Regions from separate parts of the Homo sapiens genome. Here regions 2, 3 and 4 are each linked to region 1. A link is a loop called in an ENCODE intact Hi-C map of the cell type or tissue named here. Cell type or tissue: Panc1. All regions are shown on one strand.

Region 1 (8,000 bases):
AATATGTTCTGGTCAATGAGACATAAAATAAAATGGTTATGTATCCTCTGGGAAGTCTACTTAGAGCAACCAACTAAGCCAGCAAGGGCTCCTTTGCCTTTCTGCCCTTTTTCATTCTTGCTGTCTAGAGGTTGGATATGAGAGCTAGAGCTCAAGTAGCCAATTTTGCACCACGAGACAATGAGGATGAGGATGGTAGAACAACAAGATAGAAGCAGCCTGGCCCCTGACGCTGTGAATCTCCTTATTATCCCTGTTCTTCTTAATTCTAGACCTCATGAGTATGAGAGAAAAATCAGTTTCCCTCATGTTGGATTTCTGTGATATACAGCCAAACCTAATCCTAACTGTTGCACATCCCTTGAGGATAAGCTACCACAAGGCAACTACTGAAGAAGAAACTTCATGCGAATCAACTATCAAATTTACTATTTTACTTGTTTTTATATCAAACAGGAGAAAACAAATTGACTCAGATTTACTACTTTGAGTTCTACTCTACTCTGAATTTACTACTTTGAGTTCTGCCTGAGGGGACAACACTAAGGACAATATAAGTAAAACTAAGTCAAGAAAAAAAGGGGTAAAGAAAATCTGTGTGAATGCAAAAAAGAAGCCTTGAAATTCAAAATTGGTGATTTTTCATCATTTCAGCAACTTAAATTTTAAAAATAAGGTCATGGGAATAGTTCATAAGTTACTAAGTATTCATATTTTTATAATATGAGTAACCTGAAAAGCAGGCTCAGAAAAGATTGCTTTAATAAGAAGTTTTCAATTAAAGATGCAATATAAAAAGTCAGTACTTTTTTAAAAGAGGCAACCTACATAAAAGATCACATTTTTCGAAGCATGAAAAAAGGTCCACTTGCAATCAGTTCATCTGTCTTGTAGAACGAGAGCACAGAACTGGATATTAACAAAGATTTACTTTCTAAAGCTAAACATATTATATCCCTTTTCAATAGGATAATTAGAATGACAGTCCAACGAAACAGACAAATCTCAATTTCTTTTTTTTCTTTTTTTTTTTTTTTGAGACCAAGTCTCGCTTTGTTGCCCAGGCTGGAGGGCTGTGACGCGATCTTGGCTCACGGCAACCTCCGCCTCCTGGATTCAAGCAATTCTCTGCTTCAGCCTCAGGCACCCACCACCATGCTCAGCTAATTTTTGTATTTTTAGTAGAGACAGGGTTTCACCATCTTGGCCAGGTTGCTCTTGAACTCTTGACTTCGTGAGCCACTGCCTCGGCCTCCCAAAGTGCTGGGATTACAGGTGTGGGCCACCGCGCCAGGCCGACAAATAGCTCAGTTTCTACAAAGCATCTGATTGCCTAACATGTCCCTTGTATTTTTAAGTGTAGTGACATAATTTATCGATGGGTTAAACAGGTCTAACTAAATATTAGTAGTTCAAAGGCTTAGGTTATTCTTGAAAACACAGACTCACCACTTTGTTTAAATTAAAACAAGAAAAACAATAAAACAGCTAAAGGAAAGATGGAAACTAATTCCCAGAAGGGAACAAATATTCCAAGTTGTTTATGACTATGATGGTACCTACAGTTAAACACCAGAATCACCTATTTCCCCTACTAAATTCTAAGCTTCTTGAGGTGAAAGACTCTTTTATAGGTCTATATATTCCCATGACTCAACATCGTATCTGAAACATTGTAAATGTTCAATTATTTGGTGTATGAACGCTATGAAATCGAACATTTCAAACTCTTAACTATATTAAATTTCTCATCTACCTAGAATTCCAAATTATTTCGTTTAATTCTAAGCATGAAAAAAAAACTGTTAGCAAGGCTGAAACTATTTCCAAAGCCACCTATTTTCACTGAATGCAAAAGAGTTAACGATCTTTTTTTCCTACAAGCCCTTTGACACAACATTCATGAAAATGCATATACAGTACATTTCATTATATTTCATGGTGGTTTATACATGATTTTTTTAACTGGTTGTATAGATTCCAAGGGGAATGTGTTTAAGCAACTCCACCAAAAATACAGCATTTGAAAGTGACATTTAAACTCACAAGGCTATTAAGCCTGCTAATCATGGCACTACCATATATTTAAGATATACAAAAAGGCAAAAAGAACACAATGAACATCTACGTACCTATCATTCAGCTTAAAAAATAAACATTACAATACAACTGATGCCTCCCCATGCTGTTCTTCCAAATCACATCCTCCTCACCTTTCCCTCCAGAGAAAGCCTCTACTTTCAATTGCAGTCTTATCATTCTCATATATTTCTCTTAAACTTGTTATACACAGTGTTATATTCCTAAATCCAATTAATTCTTGATTTTTAAAAGATTATTGATGAATCTGGTTTGCTAATACTTCATTTAGTTATTGGGTAGAATTAGCCTATACTCTTCCTTTCTTGTATTGTCCTTATCTGGTTTGAGCATCAAGATTATACTAGACTCATTAGACAATTTAAGGTGGCTTATTTCTTTTTTCTTTTTTAATTCTCAGGAAGACAGGTTAGAAGACGTTACCTGAAGATTATCTGGAACTGTTTCTTGTTTGATAAATTTTTAAGACAATTTCTAATTTTTAAATTAGATTGAATTTAAACTTTTAAATTCAATTTCTTTAAGAGTTTTAAAATAATTCATGTCTCTGTTTTCTTCAAGTCTATTTTGCTTAATTAAATTTTCCATTTCTTCTAAATTTTAAAATTTACTGGGCATACAATTCTTCATGGTTGTCTTAATAATCTTTTAAAGTCTCTGTTGTAGCCTACTTACCCTTTTTTCACTGTAGTATCATTTATTCCTGCTTTTTATTGCTCTCGTCAATCTTGCTTTTTTTCCACTTTGGTTTCTTCTCAGAACAAACTATCAGTAGCTGATCCTCTCTAGTGAATTTTTTGCCCATGTCCATTGTTTCCTTCCTTCCACAGATTTAATATATTCTTTTTCTAATTTCTTAAATGAAAGTATTTAAGTTGAATACTTAATACTTTAGTTTTTAACTGTCTTTTCTTGTATAAACATTTAAGACAATTATAACCCAGTGTCTTAGGTGTGACTGAAGTTGGATATGTGTTTTCATTATCCCTTAATTCTAATGATATTAAAATTCATTTTTTCTTAGACTAATCATTTATTTAGCAGTTCTTTGCATTTACTAGTAATTGAGGAAATGCTAACTTAAAAGAATAAGATGACACTTACTTATATTGGCAAATATCAAACGATGTTGAAAGTGTGAGTAAATCTGTGTTCTCTTACAGTCTGGTACAAAAACTTTCTATAGGAGATACTCTGGCTGTGTGTATTCAGATAATTTAAAATGTAAATATATGTGGAACTATAGTCAACCAGTAACAATAAGAAATAACTGAACTCGTCTGGGCACGGTGGCTTACGCCTATAATCCCAGCACTTTGGGAGGGCAAGGTGAGTGGATCACGAGGTCAGGAGTTTGAGACCAGCCTGACCAACACGGTGAAACCCCGTCTAAAAATACAAAAATCAGCCGGGCGTGGTGGTGCACGCCTGTAATCCCAGCTACTCAGGAGGCTGAGGAAGGAGAATTGCTTGAACCCAGGAGGCGGAGGTTGCAGTGAGCTGAGATCGCGCCACTGCACTCCAACCTGGGTGACAGAGCAAGACTCCATCTCAAAAAAGAAATAACTGAACTGACCAAAGTATAATAAGATGATATATGGCAATTTTATTTATAACAGAAACAACCTGCACATCCAATGAAAAGGAACTAGTTAAATACAGTACAGTCTTATATAATAGACTACTAAATGGAGTTTATAAATTATAAAGCTAGACAGATGTAGAGATGTAGACAGAGGTCCATAATGTTTGCCAGAGTAGAAAAAATTATATGTCTAATTATGAGTTCATTTTGGCTTATGTATCTACATATGCACTTACATAGTTATATCTGCCAAAATGTTAACAACTGTTCTATTCAGAGAATTGGCACAGCAGGGTGACTTTTTTTTTTTTTTTTGGTAAAGTCTGGATGCTTTAAAATAAAAAAACAAATATATATATATATGTTAGGTTTAATATAAGAAAAATAGTTGTTCCCATTCTGATTTAAATACAAATACCAATTATTTGCCCACTGCCCAAGGCCTAATATTAAGACATAGCTTGATCAGGTGTTTTGTCCTGTTTCTCAAGGAAATGGCTTAGTGTGATTTGTCAAATATCTTCTCATAAAAAAAGCAAACTTCAAAACTGTAGCCCTTCAGGAAGTGGCATATTTCTAGCTTTCTATTAAAATACATCATAGAAGTTAAAGCACATTCTTCCTCACTCAAAGATTTTGTGTACAAGAACACATCATCTGTATTTTTGGTCCTCTTTCTAGTGGTATTCAAAAACATTACTCCAGCAACTACAATGAATTGAAACCTTAAATGGAAAACATCGCCACCTTCTGGCTTTTACGACAAATTGCATCAAAGACTACTGCATTTAAAATTTTCCACACCAGGAAAGATATTTAAACTGAAAGGCCACAATAAACCCTGTCATAAAAACGAAGCAAAAATAAATCTAAAATCTAATTGAAAGCCAAGAGAATAAATAAACCTGAGAATACAGAAAAGAAGAATCTAGCTACTTAAAGTATACTCAAGTTGAAGCTGAGGATACAGGGGAATGGGCCCTAAGGTTCTAACCACAAAATTACCATCTATGATCTAAGAAATGGCAGAAGCAGGGGAGGACTGATAATAGACCGATTTGCAAACACAATAGGAACCCACATGGTCTCCTAGAGATAGCTCTTTTCTAAAAGAAAGACAGGCCATTCAAAGTAACCTCACATCCTTTATAAAGCTCCCCAAATAGTAGATTAGGAAATAGACATTTTGTGTCCCAATCCCAACACATTACTTGACAGTCTCTCAACACATGCCTAGAATCAGGATGAAGAAAAGCTAACATTTGCCTTTTAGAACGATGTTCTTTCGTATCTGTTTGATAGTATAAAATAAGCCTTATAAAAGGGGGCTCTGACCTAGTGTTCCCATTTAGCTATGTGACACTGGGCCACTTACCTAACCGCTCTCTAAATCCTCATTTTCTCATCTATAAATTGGTGATAATACCACCTGTACCTCACAGGGTGCTTTTAAGGATTAAATATTATTATCCATGCCAAGTATATAGCATACAGTATGTGTTCATTAAATGGTGGCTATTACTGACAGATGGATTCACCAATAGTTGAATATTAATTGTATTATTTAATGAATTGATGCAAAACTTGAGAACAGTTACAGATGAGGGGAAAAAAACAAACAAACAAACAAACAAACAAACACCAAGATCATAATAGGTTAGGCAAGGGTCAGCACACTACAGCCAATGGGCCAGTGCCTGTTTTGCAAAAGTTTTATTGGAACACAGCCATGCCCGTGTGTTTCCATAATGACTACGCAGCACAACTGAGTAGTTGTGACAAGAACCAAATGAACCACAAGCCTAAAATATTTACTCTCTGGCCCTTTAAGAAAAAGTTTGCTGATTACTGGACAAGCCCAAAGAGGCACTACCAACAAAATAAAATTTATCACTGATAAATGTAAGGCCCTTATTTTTAATTAAAATGACAAAATGTCTGTATAACATGGTCCTTGATTAGATCCCGGTTTTAACAAATCAGTATAAAAGATATTTGAGAGAAATTTGAGTGATTTGAGTGGATCTGAATAGATCTGAGTGACATGAAATTATGAAATTACTGTTAATTTTGTTAGAAGAGAAAATAGAGTGGTTATGTAGACAGACTTTTTTTAGAGATGTAGACTCAAATACTTGGGGGAATGTCTTGTCTGCAATTTAACTTTAAAATCTTTCACTGTTTGAACTCAGTAACAAATACATTGAGATACAATTTCAGATGACTCTTGATGTCTGGAATCTTGCCACCAAACAAATTTGGATAATCTATTCTAAGATAAAGCACAGACTTGTATAGTAGTTATCACAGTATTTTAGCACCAAAAAATGCTGTATTACTGCTTTACCTTTTAACGATTATTAGATCAAGATGACAGAGATTACATCCAACTAAAAAGCTTTTGCACAGCCCAGGAAACTATTAACAGGGTGAAAAGCCAACCCACAGAACAGGAGAAAATATGTGCAAATTATATATCTGATAAGAGATTAATATCCAGAATATATATATGAAATTCAACCAACTCAGCAAAAGAAATAATCTGATTAAAAAATAAGCAAAACACCTTAACAGACACTTCTCAAAAGAAGACATACCAATGGCCAACAGGTATATGAAAAAATGTTCAACATCACGTATCATAAGGAAAATGCAAATCAAAACCACAATGAGATACCACCTCACTCCAGGTAGAATGGCTATTATAAAAAAACAAACAACAACAACAACAACAACAACACCTATGTATTGGTGAGGATGTGAAGGAAAGGGAATACTTTACACACTGTTGGTAGGATAGTAAACTCACATAGCCATTATAGAAAACAGTATAGAAGTTCCTCAAAAAATTAAAAATAGAACTACCACATGATCCAGCAATCCCACTGCTGAATACATATCCAAAGAAAATGAAATCAGGATGTTGAAGAGATTTCTATACTTCGCTATTTACTGCAGCACTATTTATAATAGCCAAGATATGGAATCAATCTAAGTGTCCAACAGTGGAAGAATGGATAAAGAAAATGTGAATATTATTCAGCTGTAAGAAATCTTGTCATTTGTGACGTTAGTGAACCTGGAGGACATCATGTTAAATAAACCAAGCCAGACACAGAAAGACAAATTCCTCATGATCTCACTTGTATGTGGAATCTTAAAAAAAAAAAAAAGTGTTATCATCGAAGCAGAAAGAAGAGCGATTAACAGAGACTGAGGAGAAGAGGATGAGAATGAACGGAGGTTGGTCAATTGATTTAAAATTACAATTGGATTGGAGGAATAAGTTATGGTGTTCTGTTGCACAGTAGGGTGACCATGGTGAACAGTAAAGTATATCATAAAATAGCTAGAAGAGAGGCTTTTGACTGTTCTTACCACAAAGAAATGATAAATTCATGAGGTGACAGATGCCCTACCCTGATTTGATCACTATACAACAAATCTGTACCTCATAAATATGTATAATATGTACAATCATGTGTCAATTAAAAAATAAAAAACCAGCCTGGGCAACACAGATAGACTCAATTTCTACAACAAATTTTAAAATTAGCCAGGTATGGTGGTGCATGCCTGTGGTTCCAGCTACTTGGGAGGCTGAGGTGCACTGAACCTGGGAGGTTGAGGCTGCAATGAGCTATCATGGCACCACGGCATTCCAGCCTGGGTGACAGAGTGAGACCCTGTCTCAAAAAAAAAAAAGCAAAAACAAAACAAAAACAAACCTTGGTGACAGATATATGAGTGTTCATTATGCTACTCTCTCCACATTTCTGCCTAAAAGTTTCCATAATAATTTCTAACAGCTGTTTAAGATTAGGACTTTATTTAATAATAGGTTATATTAAGACAACATGGGGTTCAAAATGTACTGTATTACTTAAACAAACACATATACACATAAACTTAGGTTAGATAAGAATGTCCAGACCAAAGAGAGTAATAGCCTTTGCTATTGAAATATCTACAGTATCCAGAATTTATCAAATTATTATTTAAAGATACTAAAGATATTATTTCCAAATATCCAAAGCAAAGTACGATGGTGTGAGATATAAAAACAGTGAGCTGTGTGAAGAAAATCTTAGGACATTTAGCATAAGAATGGAAAAAGAGTAGTTGTTCTCAACTGAATAAAAAAGAAAATTGACAGAGTCAATTGAGGTCACATGAAAGATCTCATGAAGCCACACAAAAAACCAGATACTTAACACTGCAAAGTGGTGGGCTCCCCAGAAGATTCGTGTCCAAAAAGGGAAGGCAGAGCTAGATAATTAACCAACAGTTAGGAGTGGCACAAAACAAGTCTTCT
Region 2 (8,000 bases), 120 kb before region 1:
GCCCGGCCCAGTTATTAATTTCTTGTCAGATGAATAGTTTGCAAATATTTTCTTACTTAAACTTGGACAGTGTGATATATATATGAAGTGTGAAGGCCCTAGGATAGGTTATTTGACATCTGAAGCATGTTTTCCCTAATCAAGAATACATGCTCCAGAAGTGGTTAGCATTTGAAACACTCTAATCAGGCAGCCTCCCTGCAGAGGCTACTCCTACAGGCTTCGGTGATTTCCATCTGCACTATAAGGATTGTTTACCAGCATAAGAGCTGTTAGAATTCATTTTTTAATTGTTGAAATGAATGGTGTTCAAGTTATGTGATTTGCTAAAAAATATTATGCAAGAATGGTTGCCCTTGCATGAGCTGGGATATCAGAATCCAATGAGTGCAGCTTCCCATACCTTTCAAATTTCTTGTTCTAGGGCTCCAAAGAAAACCTGATCATGCTACTTTAAAATCACACTAGGTTAGTTAAATCTTCCTACTAAAATATTGTTACATTCAATGAAGTTTTTATGCAAGGTAGTCACAGAGCTTGTAAAAACAGATTATATAGCTGTTATTGGGCCAGCTTGCTAAAAGCTATTTGTTTGAGCCATAATTCAACCTGAAACTTGCTTTCATCATAACATATACCTGATAGTAAGGTTGTGTGGGAACACCTCTCACTCTCTACTACCTTTAGTCACTGGAGACTACTGACGTGTCCCAGCAATGATCTGTTTCTAATGGTTGGACTAGCTTAAGCCAGTTTAAATCCAGGGAAAAGGCTTGTTTTGGAAATGTATCTACACAGTGTCTGAGAAAATCTATGCTACTTATTTGTATTGATGAAGCACTTTCTTTTTCCTTTCCTTTCTCAGTAGTTTATAATAAGAATTTTCTTAACTTTTGAAAATGAATGGATAACCAGGGTCACCAGGCAATCGAAGAAAACACATTCAATTCAGTAATTCTTTTGGCATTACTATGAGGATTAAGTCAGATAATGTGTGTTAAATGCTTAGTATTTATCACTTAGCACGTATTCTATAAGTGATAATTATTACTTTAGATAATTAAATGTAAAATCTGAGAAAAAGTCAATAGAGCCCCTAAAGTTTCATTTTTTTCAATAATTCTCACACAAACTCAATAAATTTTAGAAAATTCCTCCTATCTGGTAGGCACTGGGAGTATAGTTGTGAAGAACTGGCAAAGACCCCACCTTGATGAAGTAGACATCTTAGGGCAGAGGCATACCACCAACAAATAAATCCATAATATCATGGAGTGACTGGTGCTCCAAATTAACATAGGGCTCAGCTGGTTCAGGGATGGAGTGTAATGGGATGGAGTGAGGAAGGGGATGGCTGCCTTTGTTAGCATGTTTCGGGGAGCCCTGGATGTAGAAGTCACATTTAAGCAGAGGTTCTGAGTGATATGAGGAAGCAAGTCATTGCAACATCTGGGAAGAGCGCTCCAGGTGGGTAAAACAGCAAGTGCGAATACTCTAAAGTGGGAATGTTCAGGCAGAGTTAGAAGTCTTGTGAGACTGGGCACAGTGTGGAAGAAGAAGGTCCAAGGAAATAAGGTCATTCCTGCCCGGTTTCTGTGCAGCCTGGAGGCCATTCTAAGGACTTTGGATGGAATCTGAAATATGAGATGGAGACATTGAGGAGTTAGAAGAGAGAAGGCTCATGATCTGGTTGACACTTATAAAAAGTGAATTAGAAGACATTTCAGTAGTCCTGGGAAAGAAGATGGCAGCTTGCCTAGGGTATTAGCGATGGTGGAGATGAAAAAGGTCAGACGAGGGCTGTATTTTGAATGCAGAGCTGTTGAGTTGTCTATGGACTGACTTTGAGACGTGAGACAAAAAGAGAAGCTAAAGATGGCTTCAACCTGAGTAATGCGATGAAAGGCCATGTGGTTTGCTAAGGATCATCCTTAGTGGGATGAGAGCACCAAGGAGCAGGCTGGGAGGACTTGAAGGCGTGTGATCGTTAAACACTAGTGTTAGATGTGTTGCAGCAGTTCTCTGTAATTAGTCTAAAAGCCCTCATGTAAGAAAAGTGACCATTCAGATTTAACAAGATTGGGATTCAGAAAAGGAGACAATGACTAGAAAATTGGATTCTAATAGAGTTAAGACAGAAACATCTGGTAACAGTTTCCTCACATCTCTGGCACTGGGGAATAGGGGTTATTAATTGAATTGCACTGTGTGTTCATTGTGATTTGTAGCATATGTATGTGACTGAGACACAGATATTAATATGGAAGAATTTCCTCCTCCTCATGACCTTCTGAGGACTTCAAGGGGCCTGCTTTACTCTTGGGCCTTTTTGGTATTGATTAGGGTAATTGATAAAGAGAAGATTTGGCAGCAGCTGAGAAAAGATAGGCAAATTTACACCGGAAAGGGCATGATCCTACAGAAAAAAATTGTAAAGTGAAGAAAGGGGAACAAGAGGCTGACGGGAGACAAGAAACAGTGTGGGAACGTCACAGTGAATTCCGGCTCAGGGACTATGTGATCCGGGAATGGCTCGGCCATTTGTCTTCTATAATAATATTCACATTCTAGAAGCTGTTTTTAGTAATTAAATGCTGCATTTTTAAAAGCATTATCCATTTTTTATTTGCTTATAGACATATGTTTCAAATCTTGGCACCATAATAAATTGGATTTGTAGAAACATGTGAACATTCAAGATAGAAATACTGCTTTAAAAAGGGTTATAACTTGAAATGACCCTCAATTAAACATATTTTAAGATCTTAAATAATTTCAAGAAGTAAAAATTAAAACTTTAGTAAAATTTCAGACTTTCCATTATGTTTTGCTATTGTAAGATTATGAAAACAAACAGATTAATATCTTAGAAATCAGAAGTGTTCCAAAATAACCAAGAAGCTTTCTTTCATGTCTACCTTAGGAAGAAATATTAATAATAATAACAACTAATATTCACTGAGCACATATTGTGTGCCAAGCACTGTCCTGAGTATGTCTATTTTATGGATGAGAAAGCAAAGGTACAGAGAGCTTATGAAGGTCACACAGGTAGGAAACAGCACAGCCATGCATATCCGTGCTCTTAGTCTCTGCAGCAAATTGTGAAATTCTTTCAGGAAGCCAATTTGAATAAAATTCATAAGAATTTTAGTTCTTAAAGAATTTTAGTTTCTCTTTTGCTTTAGTTAAAATCTCACTAGGTTAGTTAAATTCTGCTACTAAAATATTGTTACATTCAATGAACTTTTTATGCAAGGTAGTCAAACTAAAACAAAAGCTAAAACAAAGCCTCCGCTCTCCATCCATCACTTCATTTTATAAGCTATTATAGCAACTTCACCAGCAGATGGCAATGTTGGCTTGGAAAAGTCTGGTGAGCCCACTGCAAATGATTCAAGGGCCAGAATTTTCTGGCACTGGAGAAAAAAGGAGCTGCTTAAGGCTTTTTGAAAGAAGATTTTTGTTTTTGTTTATATAATGATACTGTTGCTTTATTATTTTATGACTTCTCTCTAACCTTCAAGCATTAGCGTTAGACTTGTAGCGAAGGAAAATTCTAGAAACCTTAAAATCACAAGATTTCTGAAACAACACTTTGATTGGACTCATTTTATCAGAGACAAAAAATGTCTGCATGACAACAGACATTAAGTATGCTTACTTGCCTTTTTTTTTTTTTTCTTTCTTTTTTGAGACAGAATCTCGCTCTGATCCCCGCTGCCCCGCCACCCGGGTGGAGTGCAGTGGTGCGATCTGGGCTTACTGCAACCTCCGCCTCCTGGGTTCAAGCAATTCTCCTGCCTCAACCTCTTGAGTAGCTGGGATTACAGGTGTGCACCACCACACCCAGCTAATTTTTTATATTTTTGGTAGAGACAGGGTTTTGCCATGTTGGCCAGGCTGGTCTCGAACTCCTGACCTCAAATGATCCGCCCGCCTCGGCCTCCCAAAGTGCTGGGATTACCGGTGTGAGCCACCGCACCTGCCCTCTTACTTGTTTTTCAAAAATGAAGACAACATTTTAAATTGTAGTTACTTAAAAAGAGATGCAAAACATGTTTTCCCCAGGACTGAAGTACTATAAGATCATAAGATTTAAAAGCTAAAAGGTAATTATAATTTTAAGCTCATTAATTATATTGCAGTTTCACTGAAGTCGTATAAACACCATAAAATAAGATAAATAAGATCATTTAATAGAAAAAAAATCCCTTAAATCATTTGTCTTATGTAATGTAAATGTCGTTTGTAAATATTTACTTGCCTGATTTTCCCAAGGTATTTGATTTTCTCGCTCACTCTATGTTTTCCATAGTAGTAGCTAAAATCACTTTTGTAATGAACTAATGTCAGCAATGCCATAAATGCTGAATATTTCAGGGAGTCCTTATATTAAAATTAAAAGAAACTTCTCTAAGCAACTTTGTTGGGGCTCAAGTACTAATTTATATGGAATTACCTGCTGTTAGTGCCTGTCACGAGTTTTAAAATCATGAACAAGTTTAGACAGAGAATATCTCCTTCAACTTACTAATCTCTTATAAACTGATTATACTCATTTTGAGATTAATCATTCTGAGGTTTTCATTACTTGTATTGGTGCCGCAAAATGGTAAACTTGTACTGAGACTTATTAGTTCCAAACACAAATAATAAGAACCAGTAGACAATTTTCCAAAGTGGATGGCAGAAAGTTTGGCTCTGTGTGACTTAATTTGTTCATTTACTCATTCATTCCTAATTTATTTTTTTCAATAAACGCATACCAAGCACTAAGATATTAGGGCTATAGGGTTGATGAAAACTGTCAAAGTCCTGCCTTGAAGGAACTTACATTCTAAGAGGCTTATAATAAAAGCTCATGTTTATTAACTGTAAGACATACTTACTGTTATAGTGACATTATACTGACTACTGTAAGCAATACTCTTATTTAATCTTCATAATAAATGCATGAGTTTGGGGCTGGGTGTGGTGGCTCACGCCTGTAATCCCAGCACTTTGGGAGGCCGAGGCCAGCAGATCACCTGAGGCCAGGAGTTAGAGACCAGCCTGCGCAACATGGCAAAACCCTGTCTCTACTAAAAAATACAAAAATTACCCGGGCATGGTGGCATGTGCCTGTAGTCCCAGCTACTCAGGAGGCTGAGACAGGAGAATTGCTTGAACCCAGGAGGCAGAGGTTGCAGTGAGCTGAGATTGTACCACTGCACTCCAGCCTGGGAGATAGAGCGAGACTCCATCTCAAAACAAAAAAAAAAAAAAAAAAGAAAAAAAAGCATATGAGTTTGGTTCTAATTTACATCAAATGAATAAATATCAAGTAACTTGATATCTTATAGCATGATAGTTTTACCTTGGAAATGGGTGTAAAATTTATTTTTTGGTTGCCAAAAAATGCCATTTGGATAATAAGGGATTGTCTATGGTTTAGATGAAACTGATTTGATCCATCAAAAAGATTTACTGAACAATTACTATGTGTCTAGTACTCTGCTATAAATTAGGTAAGAAATGGAAAATTATTCCCTTCCTATAAGCCACATATATTCTAGTTACATAGCTGTATTCATTTTTATTCCATTATTTAAGATGGCAACCCGTGAGGAGTCTCTGACCCATCCTCTTCCTACTTCTTATTAAAATTCTTGGGAAAAGAGTATCCAACAGAGCCAGTTACACAGGAGGGTTGACAAGTGGCAGGCATGGGAGCAATGGTGCATGGACTCAGGGTTTCAATCTGAGACCTCCTATTGAAAAAAAATAAATAAATAAAAAATAAAATTCTGAGGAAAAGAGAAATATATAAAAACTTGCAGCACTGAAAATCAAGACTGGTAATATTCTAGACCCTAAGAGAAATGTTTCTTAACTCTCAGGAATGGCCTGGGTTGAAATGCCCAGCCTGTGCTGTGACACAGGAAACTGAACAGCCTTAATACCTCCCAAACCGTCTACCCCTGCTCCAGAAATGCAAGGACTGGACTGGAAGGAAAAATGAAAACAAAAAAACTCAGGCATCTCTTCCTCCCTGCTGTGACTGCAACTCCCAGAAGACAATTGAACTAGTAGAGAATGCATTGAATCTTGGGCTATGTAATCTCCTAAGTAAAGTACTCTAAGCAGAAAGTGCCAGCTCTGTAAGGAATCACTTTTCATATTCTCTTTGTGTTCAGTGTCAGAGAAATAGTAGAAGAGGTAAAATACAATCCCATTGGTTCCACAGAACAAAGCTAGATGTAAGCAATTGGTTAGCTGCTAGAATTTGGGCTAGGAGCTGAGTATACTAACCTATTAAACAGTTATAGACCTAAAGAGAACATTTAACCCGCATCCAATTGTCAGACAGTAAAACCAAAAACATCATCCACGCTCTGGCAAATTCCAGGTCTGTTAGGTAACCCCTCATGGGACTATGAATAGGCAAAGAAATAAGAAAACATAGTGTATCCATTAGCAGACGATGCATAGCAAGGCATAGGTTTTTCCCCAAGGCCTATCTCATGATCTTAGGGACATACAACAATAAATATTTATTCTTATAAATGTTTGAGTCAGGTAGGGATTGGTTGATCTAGGCTGGCTTAGTTGAGTATATTTCTCCATAGAGGTGAATACTTTCTAACAGTAATCTGTGATACTACACATAAACAAAAAGCATGGGAGATTTTGAAAATGTATTACCGAACCAAAGAAGAGATTCCAGATATTGGAACCCCCCCGCCCCCACCAAAAGCAAGCAAACAAACAAAACCCTCTAAAAAAATATATAAAAATGATTATAGAATCCAGAAGAAAAATTGAGAGGTTAAAAAAATGCTTTGAAATTTTCGAGAGGATTCAAAATGATATTCCTATGTAAAATAAGACCAGCAAGTTATAAGACAAAAGACTGAACAGATTTCAAAAGTGCACTAAGACAATGAAAGTAGAAAGATTATGAAATATTTTAAATGAATTTCAAAATGCAGAAATCAAATTAAAAATCCACATTTGAAGCAATAAAGAGCAGACTTGAAATTGGATAAAAATCAGTTATGATGTATAAAAGCCTTTTCATAATGAAGAGAAGATATTAGAGAATAGACATCTGTGATATGAAGTTAAGAGTTCCCCAAGAAAAACTCAAGCAGTTGAAACAGCAAAAACTATACACATTATTGAGGAAAAAAGTTATCTGAGTTGTGTCAATGCCCTCTAGCCAAAGGCTACCGGGAGCACACTGGTAACTAAACAAGGGTGGTTTTATTGACTTTTCATAACAAAGGAGAAGTGAAATACCATACCATGCTGTGTATGGGGAACTGTGGGGCATGTCAGTAGAGGGTGTGAGAGGACTTACATGATTTTGGCTTGTGTTAGGTGATTCTGGGGAGAGTTCAAACAAGTAAGATTTTTCCCCAAGGTTGGTCTCATGATTGGGTATGTATTAGTTTCTCAGGGCTGCTGTAACAAAGTACTACAAACTGAGTGGCTTCAACAACAGAGATTTATTCTCTTAGAGTTCTGGAGGCTGGAAGCCCGAGATCAAGGTGTGGGCAGGGCCATGCCTCTGAAAGTGGTAGGAGAATATCCATCCTAAGCCTCTCTCCCGGCTTCTGGTAGTTCCTTGGTTTGTGTAGCATAACTCCAGCCTTCACATGGTGTTCTTTCTGTGCGTATATGTCTGTGTCCAAATTTACCCTCCCTATAATTATGGACACCAGCCATACCGATTTAGGGACCCATCCTATAGACGAACCCATCTCAACTTAACTATTTCTGGTGCAATGACTCTATTTTGAAACAAGGTCACATTCTGCAGTCCTGAGGGTTAGGACTTCAATATATAAACTTGAGGATGAGGGGAAGGGACAGAATTCAGTGTATAACAGGTATCCTAGTGACCTTATCAAGAAAGAGAGAATAGAATGATGTCAAAGCTGTAATTGGTAAAGAAGTTGTCACTTAGCTTAGGGAGATATTCTTTCACTTTCAGGTTAGGGAGAGATTTGGTC
Region 3 (8,000 bases), 91 kb before region 1:
TGCTTCTTTCACTTAGCAATATGCACGTAGGGTCCCTCCATGTTTTTCATAGATTGATAGATCTAGTTGCTTTTTCACCATTTTTCAGTATAAGTTGGGGATTGGGCCTGTTTGCTCCTCCTGCAAACTTCAGATCTCAAATTCTAATTCATAGAGAGTCTCCCTCCCTCCCTCCCTCCATCCCTTCCTTCCTTCCTTCCAGCTATAATCTATTTATTTTAGAGTAAGAATTCAAAAATGAGAATACTGTCACAGAAGATGCACATGTATGTTTTTATCTGAACTTAAAAATTTGCTGGTGGAAAATAAGTATTATTTGACATTTGGTTTGACACTGAGGCCGATTAGCATATGTAGCAGATGTTATCTACAGATTGGATCTGTAGTTCCTTGCTTTGACGCATATAATAAAGGAATATGCATTATACAGTACCTTGGAAAATATAGACTCTGCAACTATTTTAACTTATGGTAAAATATTTAGATGCCATCTTTAAAATGTGTGAAGAGGTGTGGAGTTTTTAAAGAGTTTTTTGGGGCCGGGCGCGGTGGCTCATGCCTGTAATACCAACACTTTGGGAGGCTGAGTGGGGCGGATCATGAGGTCAGGAGATCAAGACCATCCTGGCTAACACGGTGAAACCCCATCTCTACTAAAAATACAAAAAAATTAGCCGGGCATGGTGTTGGGCGCCTGTAGTCCCAGCTACTCGGGAGGTTGAGGCAGGAGAATGGCGTGAACCCAGGAGGCGGAGCTTGCAGTGAGCCGAGATCGCGCCACTGCACTCCAGCCTGGGCGACAGAGCAAGACTCCGTCTCAAAAAAAAAAAAAGAGTTTTTTGGCCAGGTGTGGTGGCTCACGCTTGTAATCTCAGCATTTTGGGAGGCCGAGGTGGGTGGATCACTTGAGGCCAGGAGTTTGAGACCAGCCTGGCCAACATTGTGAAACCCTGTGTCTACTAAAAATACAAAAATTAGCCGGGGGTGGTGGTGTGTGCCTGTAATCCCAGCTACTCAGGAGGCTGAGGTAGGAGAATTGCTTGAACCAAGGAGGCGGAGGTTGCTGTGAGCCAAGACTACACCACTGTTCTCCAGCCTGGGCAACAGAGTGAGACTCCATCTCTAAAAGAAAAAAAAAGAGAGAAAAAAGAGAGTTTTTCAAGTTCTTTCATGGTGTAAATGAGCACAATGTTGAGGACTGTATTAGTCAGTGTTCTTTAGAGGGACAGAACTAATGGAATAGATATATATAAAGGGGAGTTTATTAAGTATTAACTCACATGATCACAAGGTCCCACAATAGGCTGCCTGCAGGCTGAGGAGCAAGGAGAGCCAATCCAAGTTCCAAAACTAAAGACTGGAGTCCAACGTTTGAGGGCAGGAAGCATCCAGCATGGGAGAAAGATGTAGGCTGGGAGGCTAGGCCAGTCTCTCTTTTCACATTTTTCTGCTTGCTTATATTCTTGCTGCATTGGCAGCTGATTGGATTGTGCTCACCCAGATTAAGGGTGGGTCTGCCTTTCCCAGCCCACTGACTCAAATGTTTCTCTCCTTTGGCGACACCCTCACAGACACACCCAGGATCAATACTTTGTATCCTTCAATCCAATCAAGTTGACATGCAATATTAACCATCACAAGGACCATCAGCCAGAAGCAACTGAGAGAAGGAGCAAAGGTGACTGTATTTGACACATCAGTTACTCTTCAGGACATCATTGTATGACAACACAATATACTCACTACTCAGAGTAATCCAGAAGATATTCATTCTGGTTCCTACCATATGTTAACTAAGGCATATTAATTAGAATAGTTAAAATAAAATTTCAGAGTGGTCATCAAAAAATTAACTCATTATCTAGTTCCCTGATGGTGGCAAATGTGAATATACTATACATTTTTAACTGCCTACTATGGTGTATAAATGTTTTGCCATGTACAGAAAAAAATGGAAAGTATCATTGAGGATAAGGAATGATAAGATTATATTTTATATTTAGTGGTGTTTGATACTCATCTTTGTCCTATTTTTTTTTTTTTTTTGAGATGGAGTCTCGCTCTGTCTCACCCAGTCTGGAGTGCAGTGGCATGATCTCGGCTCACTTCAGCCTCCGCCTCCCGGGTACAAGCGATTCTTCTGTCTCAGCCCTCCGAGTAGGTGGATCTACAGGTGTGTGTCACCACTCCTGGTTAATTTTGTATTTTTAGTAGAGACAGAGTTTCACCATGTTGGCCAGGCTGGTATTGAACTCCTGACCTCAGGTGATCCGCCCACTTAGGCTTTTGAAAGTGCTGGGATTACAGGCGTGAGCCACCGTGCCCGGCCTTTGTCCTATTCTTCACCAACCCCTCGAACTTGGACAAGCAGATTCCCTTGTCGGTCCTTTCTCAGGGTGGGGCAATGTGAGAATTGCATCTGTAGGGCCCAGGCCACAGCAGCACCTGTTCAGGTTCTGCAGCACCAGTGATACAGACTTAACTAATGTTTTTTGATAATTTTAAAAATTAAAGATAACATGAAAGTAGTAATTCTACTACCTAATAATTAGCGGTTTGCTTTGTAAACTAAAGCCACTGAGTAAGTCACCATGTGGCCAACCACTTAACCATGGAGGGGGCTCAATTTCTCTACCTGTCAAAAGGGGGCGCTGAACTAGAGTCTCTGAGGTCACTTTCAATCCTTACATGTTGTGATTCCTAGTGATGTCATTATAAAGCTGAAGAGAAGAAATGATCAGGAATCATTTTATTTATTCAATTATGACTGCACATCAGAAAAAAAATATTTCAAAGCCCTAGGGTGGTTAGGCTGTGGGTAGAAGACTTTAGAAAAATGCAAATCTCCTCTTCCCAGAAATAGTCTTCTGGAATCCAATCAAGAAAGGTATCTGAATGTTGCGCTTCCGAAAAGTGCTCACTCTTTGATTAACATGTTTACTAACTCCTTTTCCTTAGGTTTCTTAGACTTACCAATCTTTGAACCCGAATTTTCTCTTCTTTCACTCTCAAATGTTTAATTAAGGGGTAGAAGGATCATTCTGAGAAGAGGAAAGTGCAGTTTGCATGAGATCAAATTATTATCCATTAAGTAGATCTAGAGTTGATTGGGTTGTGGAAGGGCTTAAAATGAATTGTGATGAAGGTGAAGTTTGGGGAGAGGCTAGACTCTGACTGCTGGTGAGTTTGTTGGTGGAGCACTCGGAACAGGGTCTGGGGGAGGCCACTGCCACTGCCGAGCTGTCCAGCATGGTGGATGGGTCCCAGTTCTTTTACCTTTTTCAGAAGGCAGATATAAGGTGTTGCTTACGCCTGTCTAGCAGACATTCAGAAAGCAATAAAAAGAACCGTTTTCATCCAGCCAGTGAGTCCTAGATAGGAGCTCCAACAGTGAGGAATTTAAAAGGCTCACCTGCACATCAGAGCTTCCAGAACCCCAGAATCAGTAAGTTGTTTTGAGAACAGATTGTGAGAATACATTCATTTCCAAGTGCCCAGGATAACAGAAAATTTTTTTTTCTTCTACCACTTTACTTCTCATCAGTAAATACCATAGATTAATGATGACTGAAGCGGCAAAGTACCTCAGCCTGTCTAGGCCACTCTATGTTGCTCTGAAGTGGGGCAAGACTCTGGAATTAGGAAAAAGTGCTTAATTGCCACTTACAAGTACCTGTAAAGTTAGAGCAGCCAGGAAAGGGATGGAAGTACTAAAAACTGCCTCATGACATTTTCCTTTTTTTCTGTAGAAATTTTTAAGTGTTCCATTTCTTGTGAACCATCACAGGATAATGACAGCTCTAGATATTAAAAATTCCATTAAAATTTCTTCCCCGAGTGAATACCCTTCCATGTCCAGGGTAACCCCTAGTGGTGTATTCTGTGACACAGACTCTGCCTCCAATGTCAGCACAAAACAGAATAAAATAAGAATTCTGGACATAGTGAAAATATGAACCTGAAGAGGTCATTTATAACAAAAAACAAAAAAATCCAAGTGTCCTTGCTAAACAGAATTTGGGATCTGGGAAGCTGTGAAAAGTTGGTTGTTGGATGTGATGTGATAAGAAAGCAGTCTTAGATCAAAGACTTCAGTCTTTAAGATTCACATTTAGAAAGGAAGAATCTTAGAGTCAAAGAAAGGTCAGGCACGAGTGTAATGAATATAGTCAGGCTGGAAGAGTGTCTGGTCCTTCGATAAGAATGCCTCACTTATCTTCCTCTTTGTATCACCCTGCATTGCACCAGGCACATGGTAAGCATCCAATATTTGGACGGAGGGATAAGTTTCTAAATGAACGCCTGTGCTCCCTTCGCTCTAGGGCCCAAACACACCTGGGCAGGCGTAGATAGAGTGCAAACAAGCAGCTAATAAGTCACAAAAACTGCACAAAGCAGTTGACAGGAGCAGCTCTGAGGATTCAAGTGACTCTCTCTTTCCCTAATAGACTCTGTTACCAACTTGCAGGCTCCCTCTTCTGTCCATTGCACTGGAAGCCTGCTCTTCCCTCCATCTATCAAAAGGGGGCAGCAGACAAGAGAAAATTCAGGTTCGTGGCCTACTGTGAGCTGAGCAACCCCACTCCCACGAAGGACTTAACGCAGATTTCCCAAACTGTGTTCGTTTAAACGTTAGCAGGTTTTTTTTGGGGGGGGGGCAGGGGGGACAGGGAAATTAAGAATCCAAAATTTAAAAGTGCGAGGAAATCTACGCTAAAACTGTTTACACATGTATACAGCAAAATTTCTTAGACATGAAACTTTTTTTATGTCCTGAGAACAGCATATAATGTGAAGAATTTCTCAAAACTTTTTGAATGATGAAACAGCCTCCTCATTTTTTAATTCCACAGAATATCTATTAACATCTCAGTGGTCATACAAGCTCTGCAGAAGATGAGTTTGGAAGCTCTGTCCTAGCAAGTCCCGTCCTATTTTCATGCTGAAGCTGATTCTCTCAGCTTTCCAGTATCGGCTCTCTTTCCCAACAGGGAGAGAAGGATCGCAACTTTGACAAATGCCATTTCATGGAGTAGCCTCTCTGAAGATGGAGCTTGAAGAATGGAAATATACCTCAATCCTTTACACTTGCACTTTCTTCTCCTGGCAGCTATCTCACCACTCCTGGGAGGTAAGGGCAGCCCCCAGATTTTCACCTGGGAGTTAAAAGATCTCACCAGGGGGCTCCAGTTGTGTATGGGCCTCTATGAAATGCTGAGTCAGGCCATGCTATTGTAACTAGAGATGCCTGGACCTTTCTGGTTTTTCACCACTGTTTCAGTTGCCAGTCTCCTGTCATATGCTGCTTCTATCCTTATTTAGAAAGGGAGAGCATGGTTTGAATGGATAAACAAATGGACTAAGCATTAACTTGATTCTCTTCTACAGTTGCTGTTGCTGTTGCCTTGGTGAACGGTTCATATTTATATAGCACCTTAATAGTTTTTAAGATGTTTTCAAATACTTCAACTGATTTTCTCTTAACTAAAATCCTTTGAGAGAGTTTATGTTAGGGAATCTTTGCACTCTGGGTAACACTAGCTAAAAATGAATTTGTTGCTTGGCCTTTGGTTCATAGAACTGAAATAAGAAGAACTGTCTCGGGGAAAAAACAGAATAGCTCAGGAGAAACATGACATAGAAACTGATAAATAGATGGTCTTTTTTGAGTTCTGCCATTGGGAATGGCTGTTCTATTCGGGTGTAGTCTAATGCTACCTCTCAAGACTAACATTTTAGGGATAGAGTATCTAATTGTCATTGCAGGTAGAGAGTGGTAAACATTAATTGACAAGTACATCAAATCCGCATGCAATATGCAATCCCCCCTGCCCTGACCCTGATAAAAAAATTACAGGAATATTGCCAAGAGGAGAAAGCTTTGCTTCTGGGCAAGCAGTTGACAGCTTTGTATGAGGCAAGTATATGTCTCCCTGTGTTAGAGATGATGAAACTGGACCTAAAGGGATTATAAGACTTGCCCAAAGTCATGGATAATAAAGTTCCAACATTAGAATTTATATTCTCTTACTCCTGAACCAATATTTTTTCTCTTTCTCTTTTTTTTTTTTTTTTTTTTGACACAGGGTCTCACTCTGTTGCCCAGGCTGGAGTGCAGTGGTGCAATCTCGGCTCACTGCAACCTCTGTCTCCCAGGCTCAAGTGATCCTCCCACCTCAGCCTCCTGAGTAGCTGGAAATACAGGCATGCACCACCACAACTGGCTAATTTTTGTATTTTTTGTAGAGATGGGGTTTCACTATGTTGTCCAGGCTGATCTTGAACTCCTGGGCTCAAGTGATCCACTTACCTCAACCTCCTAAAATGCTGGGATTACAGGTGTGAGCCACTGTGCCCTGTCCCAGCATTTTTTCTATTATTACTATATACTTCTATGGAGTCCCTTGGATGCAGCAACAGCTATCATTTATTGCAGATGACTATGGTCAGATACTGTTCTAATTACTTTCTATATATTAATTCATTTAATCATCACAAGAAGCTTATGAGATGGCTGCTATTGTTGTCCTTATCTATTAGAAAAAAGGAAACTGAGGCATTAAAGAGGTTCTAGAGCTTGTAAGTGGTACAGCCAGAATTAGAACCAAGACTAGGCCTAGAACCTACTTTCAAAAGGATGCTGCAATGAAACAACATAAGGTTGATCAGAAGTTTGATTGTGTATACCCTTTTCTTCTTCCTCCTTTTCTCCTGGATTTCTTTAAATACATATTTAGTGAGCAACTCAAGGTTTCAGACACCATGCCAAACTCTGAAGGAGTATGAACAAGGTGATCACGACCTTGTGCTCATGGTGTTGACACACTAATAGGGAAAACAGATTAGTGAATTATCACAGCACTCTCTGTTTAATGCTCCGTCTGTGAGAGCAATATGTGCCCTGGGAGCAGAGAGGAGAGCACTTGGCCCAGCCCCGGGGGAGGGAAGGTCAGAGAAGACAGAAGTGCCTTGCAAATGGGGATGGATAGGGAGTGAGCGGGGATAGAAAAGAGGATATCAGTCAGTCCCTCAGCATAGAAGGGCAAGTGTAAAACACAGCCAGGGCCGGATGTGGTGGCTTATGCCTGTAGTCTTAGCATTCTGGGAGGCCGAGATGGGTGAATCACCTGAGGTCAGGAGTTCGAGACCAGCCTGGCCAACATGGTGAAACCCCGTCTCTATTAAAAATACAAAAAATTAGCCAGGTGTGGATGCGGTGGTGGGCACCTGTAATCCCAGCTACTTGGGAGGCTGAGGCAGAAGAATTGCTTGAATCCCAGACGCAGGGGTTGCAGTGAGCTGAGATTCCGCCATTGCACTCCAGCCTGGGCAACAAGAGTGAAACTTCGTCAAAAAACAAACAAACAAAAAACACCACAGCTAGGCCTCACAGAAAACCCAAAGCCAAGACCCTTGTCGTGGGGCCATAGAGTCCTGCTTCTGCTTCATTCTGTGAGTTTCCATTGTCCAGCACTCACGCTTCTTTTATTATGCATGTCCCTTTTGCTCCTGCTATTACAACTTCAGCTTTGGCCTGCTAGGGCCCAGACCTGAAGCCCCAGCTCATATGATCTATTGACACAAACATTCACTATGATGCCGGATACAGCAGCGTGGCCCTCTCAACTTCCATCCTGCCTTCCCTCCCACTGGAGAGATTGATTAGAAAGCTACATTTCCCAGGTTTCCTTGCAGTAGGGGTGTAGATATCAGTTAGATGCACCTGCACGAAGATGAATATGAAGGGAGTGTGTTTGTTTTCTTTTTGTTTTCCTCTTTGGGGAGTTTCTGCTATCCTAGGGAATCAGGCAGATACGAGATTTTCCTGAGGTGACATTCCAGTATCTATAGCTTCCTAGAGAATGCAGGTATGGGAGCAGAAATGGTCTGCTCTCTGGGTTTAAACAATGCATTCCTGAACTCATGGCTCCATTGGGCAGCTCAGATGTAGGAGCCCAGCTGATGAGTCAGCTCTGTATTATTCTGGGAGTCATTCCTGA
Region 4 (8,000 bases), 53 kb after region 1:
AAAACACAATGAAATCAATTAAAAATATCCATCAAAACTAATAAAACTTCAATGAAATAATTGGTCATTAGTATCACTATCTGCCATTTGTCATATATCTACCACGTGCCAGCAACTGGGCTCAGCACTTTATATTCATTGTCTCAGAAGCAACCCTATGTGTTACATTTGTATCTCCACAAAGATGAGGAAAAGTTTTAGGTTGAGTAACTTGGGCAAGTGTCAGGACAACAATTTGAACTTGCTTTGTCTGATTCTAAAACTTCTGCTCTGAAACACTTGATTACATCGTCTCCAAATAAATACTGAAGCTAAGATATTTTCTCCATCACAAAAATCATCAGTGATCAGGAAATTCATCCGTGGAAAAATACTTGAATATTTTCAGTGGCAAGCATTATCAAACAAGGATAGTATCTTATTTAAAAGTACACAGATCTCAAATGGACAAAATCTGTAGGCAAAGTGAACATGACTTTCTCTCCTGAACAATATTGCAGAAGACAAAATTCTTCTCCATCTCCCCCTTTTTTTAGACATTATGCAGATGGCTACCTTTCTTTTAACTTATTTTTTTCTCCAGAGGAGTTACAATATTGTTGATCAGTAATTTTTTCCCCCTGAAACTATGCCTTAGTTGGATGGGGGTGGTAGTATATTTCTCCTCTAAGCAGAGTTGCTTACACTAGAAGTTGATGCTAATTTTCTTCTGAGATGGCAGTTTTATGCGTAAGAGTTGGTTTTAGCACATTTTCTAGGGTATGGAAATTAAACACAGAACCAGTGTTTTCTAGCTCATTCATAAATTCCATCATAATCTTTCTTAATTTTTTTTTGTCCTGGAGACCTTCATACTTTCAAAGAGTTTTGATGAGGTCGTTATTTTCATACCTTTCATTTGGAAAATGCTGGAAGCGTCCTCAGCCTGCACTTTCTCTTACTATTTCACCACTCTCTGGAATGTGCCTGCTGAGCTTGCCCATGAAGTTTTTGGCCCACCAGCCTCTTCTCACGTGTAAGCCCAATCTTAGCAGGTTCAACTTTGCTATCAATTCAGCTTTGAATCATGAATTAAAGCTAGACGGAACTTTACAAATCACCTAATTCAGTTTTACAAATAAGGAAAATACCACTTTTTCTACTAGTTTCCTCCAGGGCATGGTTCTGCCTATTTGGTTTCTGAGGATTCTCCTTTCCTTTTTTCCCTAACTGGATACCTACAGCAGCAGTCAAGATCCCTATTGTGAACATACAGAAAAGGAAATGAGAGACAAGGCTGCCACCATGTGGTGTAACAGGTGAACAGGAAGGAGGGGTTTATACAGAGAAGCATAAGAATTGGGAAGCTTATGAAAGGTGAATGTCCATTCATTAGAACAGTAATTGTCAACCGTTTATAATTGCTGTCATGACTCGGTGAGATCTACAAGTTTCTGAAATCCTCCTTATGGTACATCAGGAACTCCTGGACAGCCATTAGACCTAGCCATGCAGCTGCCTTAAAACTTAGGAAGATTTTATAATTGACAGATGTCCATGGATTGAGAGGTCTATAGAAGGCCCTTAGGAATATTTTTTATCTAAAAGTAGACCTACATATGTTTAATTTTATTTTATAAAATCAAATTAAGTAAACCAATATTATGGGATATTACACTATTAACCTTCTTTTTTTTGTGTTCCCATCTTTTTTACCATCAGATAGCTTTGGCATGATAGTCATATTCTATACATGAGATTATTTAATTAAATCGAATTTAAAAAATGCTAAGTGAAGCAAGTATTTAAGAAGTCAATATTTAAATAGGTTTTGCTTTCAGTAGTTACATAAGTTGTATTCTAGTTTGAGTGTCACAGAAATGGGCATGAGATATATTTTTGTTAAACATAAGAGGGAAGCACAAGTGAACTCACTGCTCGAGTTTCATAAAAGCCACTCTGTAGATGTGATGCTCCCAGCAAGCTGACCCAGGGTAAGAAGCAAGGCAATGAAAGATCAATCCACCAAAAATACTGTAGCAGCTGCTATCCTTGTCCTAGACAATCACAAATTGCTCATGGCATGTACCCACATATCTGCACTACTTCACCCAGAATCAGTGAGAACGGGCAGGGGGCAACATATCAGCGGCTCTTCCTCTGCTAATCTAAAAGAATTAGAAATAGGCTGCTCCCTATAAAATTGCCTGACATTCTTAAAACAGCCTAATAATCTCAAAGGAGCAATTTCCTTTATTAATTGAAAGCAGCTGAAAAATATATTAGCCTCATTTTATATTTTTAAAGCTTAAATATCTAAAGTATTGGAAACAAAGAAAACTGTACATCAGAGGGGAAGCAAAAGGTGACTAGATTGGGCCCTGGCCTCATGGCATGGTCAAGATGTTGAGCCGGCCAGGCGCGGTGGCTCATGCCTGTAATCCCAGCACTTTGGGAGGCCAAGGAGGGTGGATCAATTGGGGTCAGGGGTTCCAGACCAGCCTGGCCAACATGGTGAAACCCTGTCTCTACTAAAGTTACAAAAATTACCCAGGTGTGATGGCATATGCCTATCATCCCAGCTACTTGGGAGTCTGAGGCAGGAGAATCACTTGAACCCAGGAGGGTGGAGGTTGCAGTGAGCCGAGATCGTGTACTCCAGCCTGGGTGTCAGAGTGAGACCCTGTCTAAAAAAAGAAAAAAAAAGTTGAGTCCTGGAGTAAGACTTATTTGGACTAAAATACCAGTGTCACCGCTTAGATGATGACTTTGGTGAAGTTATTGAACCCCTCCCGTCTTCAGTTTCCTCATCTGGAAAATAGCCTGTCCTCTGGGTTGTGGCAAGGATTATAGAGGTAAAGCCATGCAGAGCACTTAGCACAGTGTCTAGCATTTACTCAGCACTCCATAAATGCTAGGCTAATAGAATCACCCAGAACTAGAGATGTGAATACAGCTAGATTCTGAGCACACTCACAATGAAAGTTAAAGAGAAAAGCTTAACTTCTATTGCATTTTTTAGACATTTACAAAAAATATGTGTCATCCAAAAAGCAATAGTTGAATGCCTGCAGGATTTCTCAAAGGCAGGACCTTAGTTGAGGCACCACATTTTCAGCTTAGAACTTGGAATTTCTTAGCACATCACATCAAAAAATTAGTCCCTTTGTGAAAAGTTCGTCCTGAGTTAGTGACTAGAGCACCAATATTCTAGTCAAATGATCTTACATTCAGAGTTTTAGATTCATCACTTACTAGTTGTGAGTTCTTGAACTTCAGTTTTCTCATATTGTAAAGTAAGAATAACGGCCGGGCGCGGTGGCTCATGCCTGTAATCCCAGCATTTTAGGAGGCTGAGGCAGCCGAATCACGAGGTCAGGAGTTCAAGACTAGCCTGGCCAATATGGTGAAACTCCGTCTCTACTAAAAATACAAAACTTAGCCGGGAGTGATAGTGGACGCCTGTAATCCCAGCTACTAGTGAGGCTGAGGCAGAAGAATCGCTTGAACCCGGGAGGCGGAGGTTGCAGTGAGCCGAGATTGCGCCGCTGCACTCCAGCCTGGGTGACAGAGTGAGACTCCTTAAAAATAAATAAATAATAAGAGTAGTAGCAAGTACTTATAGACAGCTTACCAAAAGTATAGCACTCACTATGTTACCACTGCAGCAGGGAGATAATGTATGTAAACACCTATCCTAGAGCAAGCCTCAATAAGTTTATTTTATTACCTTGGAATTCTTTGATGGTGGTGTCTAGAGAAACCCTGGGATTTAGGAATTTGGGAATGGACTAACAAATCCATTTTGACTTATGAATGGAAAAAGAAGAATATAGGAGGAAATGATTTGGCAGTGTTCCAGTTATCAATTTGTTGTCTCTCAGCTCCAAATCCACTCCTGGTTGCCTGTTCAGCTGGAAACCCACTGTTCTGGAGCCAGTCTCTACCAGCATCTCTCCTTTGCAGCTGGCACGATGCTAAACTTTATCAGTAGAGGGCGCTGGAGGGACACTGTAAGGAGAAGTGTTTCCTCTTTCGAATTCATCCACTGTGCCCCTCCTAGCAGGATTTTACTTTTCTATTATTTTATTTTATTTTATATTTTATTTTATTTTATATTTTCGAGACAGAGTCTGGCTCTGTCCCCAGGGCTGGAGAACAGTGGTGCAATCCCGGCCCCCCGCAACCTCCACCTCCCGGGTTCAAGTGATTCTAGTGCCTCTGCCTCCCGAGTAGCTGGGACTACAGATGCCTGCCACCATGCCCGGGTAATTTTTGTATTTTTAATACAGACAGCATTTCACCATGTTGGCCAGGCTGGTCTCGAACTCCTGACCACAAGTGATCCGCCTGCCTCGACCTCCCAGAGTGCTGGGATTACAGGCATGAGCCACCGCCTCACCCACTGTGCTCCTCCTAGCAGGCTCCTGCAGACCATGCTCCTGCAGCAGGTGTGGCCTCCAGCAGCATCTGGTGGCCAGAACACAGCCACTCCCTTGTGGAGATCTCCATCCATCGTCTCCTCAGGTGGCTTTACAGCGACTTCCTAGGTGTGGCACCTTTTGTGGGTGGCTTTCCCCTTAAACCCTAGAGGGCAGTTTCCCAGTAATTCCCAGCCATGGTTCCCAGCTTGCCAGCCTCTGCCAGCCTGCACCCCAATAGGCAGTTTCCTGCTTGCGAGCTCTAGCTGAAATTCTAGTTTGCCAGCCTTTGCTCAGACCAGCTGTGGGACAGTTATGGCCTCAATCAACTCAGGAACCTCTCCTCTCTCCGGTGAACTTCTCCAGTGAGGTCTGAATCCTACCTTTGGGAAGGGGCCCTCTTTTCCAACTTTGTTCCCTCGCTGGGTATATTCACTCATCCCTAGGGTTCTCCCTTTATAGTTAATCCTCTGCTGCAGTCAACTTTTTTTTTTTTTCTTTTTTTCTGAGATGAAGTCTTGCTCTTTCACCCATGCTGTAGTGCAGTGGCGCCATCTCGGCTCACTGCAACCTCCGCCTCCTGGGTTCAAGCGATTCTCCTGTCTCAGCCCCCCAAGTAGCTGGGATTACAGGTGCACACCACTATGCCCGGCTAATTTTTTTATATTTTTAGTAGAGAGAGGGTTTCATCATGTTGGCCAGGCTGGTCTCGAACTCCTGACATCAAGTGATCCACCCGCTCCGGCCTCCCAAAGTGTTGGGATTACAGGCATGAGCCACCACACCCGGCCAGTAGTCAACTTCTTAAAATTTAATTTATTCAAATTACGTTCTGGTTTCTGCCCTCTGATAGGACACTGACTGCAAAGGTGGGTCATTCATCCAACCTCTGTAAAAACCCAATGAACTCTAGTCTACCATTAATAGGGTAGAACTCTATTCTGCTTTCTTGTGACCAAATTTCCTTTGTCCCTCATATCTTTCTGGGAAATTTTGAATACATAATGGAGATTTTGGTTCTTTGTGTGAGTCACGTCCCTTTTATTAATCTATCCTTGGCTCAGATGTATAAATTTCAGTGAATGGTCAAATCAATATTGATAGGAGCCTGCAAATGTTATGCCTCTTCCAGTTATGAGTTGGTTTAATGAACTGATTCTGTACCATCCTAGAATCCATCTCACTCACACGGCAGCTTACACCTTCTTGGTAAGGTGATTGGGAGAGCCTTCATGGAGGAGATGGCATTTGAGTTGGACCTTGAAGGAAGGATGGAATTTTACAAAACTGAAATATAGCCACAATCATGGGTATATTCCAGGCAGAAGGAAAAGATGCAGAGGTTTAAGCATTTATCCAACGAACATATTTGATGGGGAAAAAGTAGGAATAACATTGAGATGAAGGTAAAGTCAGAGCATGGAAGGCCTCGAATGCCAGGCAAAGAAATATCGAGGAGTATCATGTTTTCATGAAGATTTGGCTTCAGTGTAGAATAGATTGGATTGGGGCATGATTCTGAGACCTAACCAAATTCACGAATGAGAAAATTATTATAGTAGCCAAGATATGAGGCAATTTGGACCTATAGAGCCACGAGGATAGGAAATGGAAAGGAAGGAATAGTTGTACAAAACAATGCAAAGGAAAAATACGTGAGATCCTGAATGGGTGGATGTAAGAGAGGAGACTTTGATAACTGAAGTGGTATCCAGTTTGTGGCAACAGAAACAGGGATCATAGGGAAAACATGTTAGTGCTGATTTTCCAATCTGACAGAAATGTGCTGTGAGGAATGGAAAGTCCCTGTAATAAATATAACTGCTAGGATGATGTAATCCCAAAACTTTATTTATCTATTTATTTAGAAACACACCTAGCTAATTTTGTTTTTTGGTAGAGACGGGGGTGGAGGTCTCACTATGTTGCCCAGGCTGGTCTTGAACTCCCGGGCTCAAGCAATCCTCCCATCTCAGCCTCTCACAATGCTTGGATTACTGGCATGGACCATCATGCCCAGTCCTATTTATTTATCTATTCTCCTATTGCCTCTTTAAAAAGGGTTCAGTGGGGGAAGTTATTATTATTCCCCTGAATGAAAATTTGGCAGGTCCCATACTTTTTGTGCTAATTCTTAGTAGACAATTCTAAGTGTCATAGAGTTTCAATTCAGTAATTATGAAGTCCAATTCAAGATATTAATAGAAACTCTGAACTATTTGTGTTAAACCTCAGCTTGCCAGCACAGATTTGCCTGAGGCTGGAAGTGGGAAAAGGGCATTAGCTGGCTTCATCTTAGTCTCTCTCCTTTTTTTTCTCTTCCTCTACCACTAATCTTGCCAGTTTCTGACCACCAAAAGTTGAAACAGGAAGGGGTGAGTTTGGAGACTCGTAAGGGGAAAGGAAGTATCTTACTAGAACAGGGTATCATTATTATTTGGCTCCATGTATTCTGGATCTGCAGATGTTTAGAGCCAACCTTTTCCTTATGGGAACTGTCCCTTGCCCCAGACAGATGCATCTCCACTTCATGTGGCCCCCTGAGACTCTGTCTGTGGGCTTTAACTTTCTGCTTGGGTTCTTCTGCCTCCCCAAGTGTTCTGCTTGGACTGGGGCCAAGCCGACCTGGTGCCAGCTTGCTCTCTTGTGGATGACAGCTTCTGAGAAATGTGTTGTTAGGTGATTTTGCCATTGTGTTAACATCATAGGGTGTACTTACACAAACCTAGATGGTATAGCCTACTACACACCTAGGCTATATGGTATATATTGCTCCTAGGCCACAAACCTGTATGGCATGTTACTGTACTGAATTCTGTAGGCAATTGTAACATGATGTAAATGTAACATGATTTATATATTTTATATATTTGTGTATGTAAACATAGAAAAGTTACCATAAATATATGGTATTATAATCTTGAGGGATCACTGTTATATATGTGGTGTATCATTGACTGAAACGTCGCTATTTGGCACATGACCATAGATCCCAGCACAGTTTTCCTCTCCTGGCTCTGCTACAAAGGAATTGAGCCTCTGTGGCCTCAGGCAGGAATCATCCCTGGGAAATCTCTCCCACCCCAGGAAATGGCAGGTCTCTCCTTCCCCCTTGAGATAGGAGTGAAATGGGGCTCGCAGCTCAGCGCCATACCACATACAATATCTTCTTTCAAAGATATTCTTCTCACAAAAATCTTCTTTCTCCCCACACTTACCTCTCCCTTTTTATTCTTGATTTGGTTGAGGAGTTCAAGGGTCATGAAGCCATTTTTGGACCAGTTTCTTTACAAATTATTCATAAGGGGTTCTGTCTTGAATCTTACATCTGTTATAGTGTACTATCACAACAAAAACTTCAGTGTGAACATTCTCTTACATAAAGCCTAATCCCAATGGTAATTTTTTTCTGAATTTCTTTTATAAAACATAAACTAGTTATAATTTTTGTGTCAAAATTTATATGTTTACATGTTTTTGTAAATGAAACATATATTCATGTAAACACATAAATCATTTATATATATTAATACATTAGATTTATGGGTTTTTTTCACTCTTTTATTCTAAGAAAATTTTAAGACAGCTTTCATAGCTTTG

What was found. Peaks named below come from ENCODE experiments on the same cell type or tissue, not always from the same donor. Only the 100,000 strongest peaks of a DNase experiment are listed, where the experiment ranks them.
Region 2: a loop joins it to region 1, with 6 times the contacts of the local background. A loop is called at or near these places in 33 of 110 quality-filtered maps.
Region 3: a loop joins it to region 1, with 7 times the contacts of the local background. A loop is called at or near these places in 99 of 110 quality-filtered maps.
Region 4: a loop joins it to region 1, with 2.4 times the contacts of the local background. A loop is called at or near these places in 46 of 110 quality-filtered maps.

Annotation. Positions count from the first base shown.
Region 1 is chr6:133,970,005-133,978,004 of GRCh38, reverse strand. All of the region lies in intron 1 of TBPL1 (TATA-box binding protein like 1), which reads right to left. The region is part of intron 1 of LOC128092253 (umcharacterized LOC128092253); the gene reads right to left. Among named protein-coding and RNA genes, the nearest start is that of TBPL1, 21 kb to the right of the region's middle. In Panc1, CTCF peaks have their summits at 4,216 and 4,444 (motif pointing left); a DNase peak (open chromatin) is centred at 4,380; H3K27ac peaks cover 3,841 bases.
Region 2 is chr6:134,092,669-134,100,668 of GRCh38, reverse strand. All of the region lies in intron 2 of LOC124901404 (a long non-coding RNA gene), which reads right to left. Among named protein-coding and RNA genes, the nearest start is that of SLC2A12, 44 kb to the right of the region's middle. RefSeq lists a silencer at 7,218-7,287. In Panc1, CTCF peaks have their summits at 3,112 and 3,313 (motif pointing right); a DNase peak (open chromatin) is centred at 3,358; H3K27ac peaks cover 1,166 bases.
Region 3 is chr6:134,060,542-134,068,541 of GRCh38, reverse strand. No RefSeq gene overlaps it. Among named protein-coding and RNA genes, the nearest start is that of SLC2A12, 12 kb to the right of the region's middle. RefSeq lists enhancers at 6,853-7,517, 7,518-8,000. In Panc1, CTCF peaks have their summits at 2,470, 2,671 (motif pointing right), 4,311 and 4,516; a DNase peak (open chromatin) is centred at 4,497; H3K27ac peaks cover 4,743 bases.
Region 4 is chr6:133,917,411-133,925,410 of GRCh38, reverse strand. No RefSeq gene overlaps it. Among named protein-coding and RNA genes, the nearest start is that of TBPL1, 32 kb to the left of the region's middle. In Panc1, CTCF peaks have their summits at 1,073, 1,286 (motif pointing left), 3,732 and 3,943 (motif pointing right); DNase peaks (open chromatin) are centred at 1,250 and 3,954.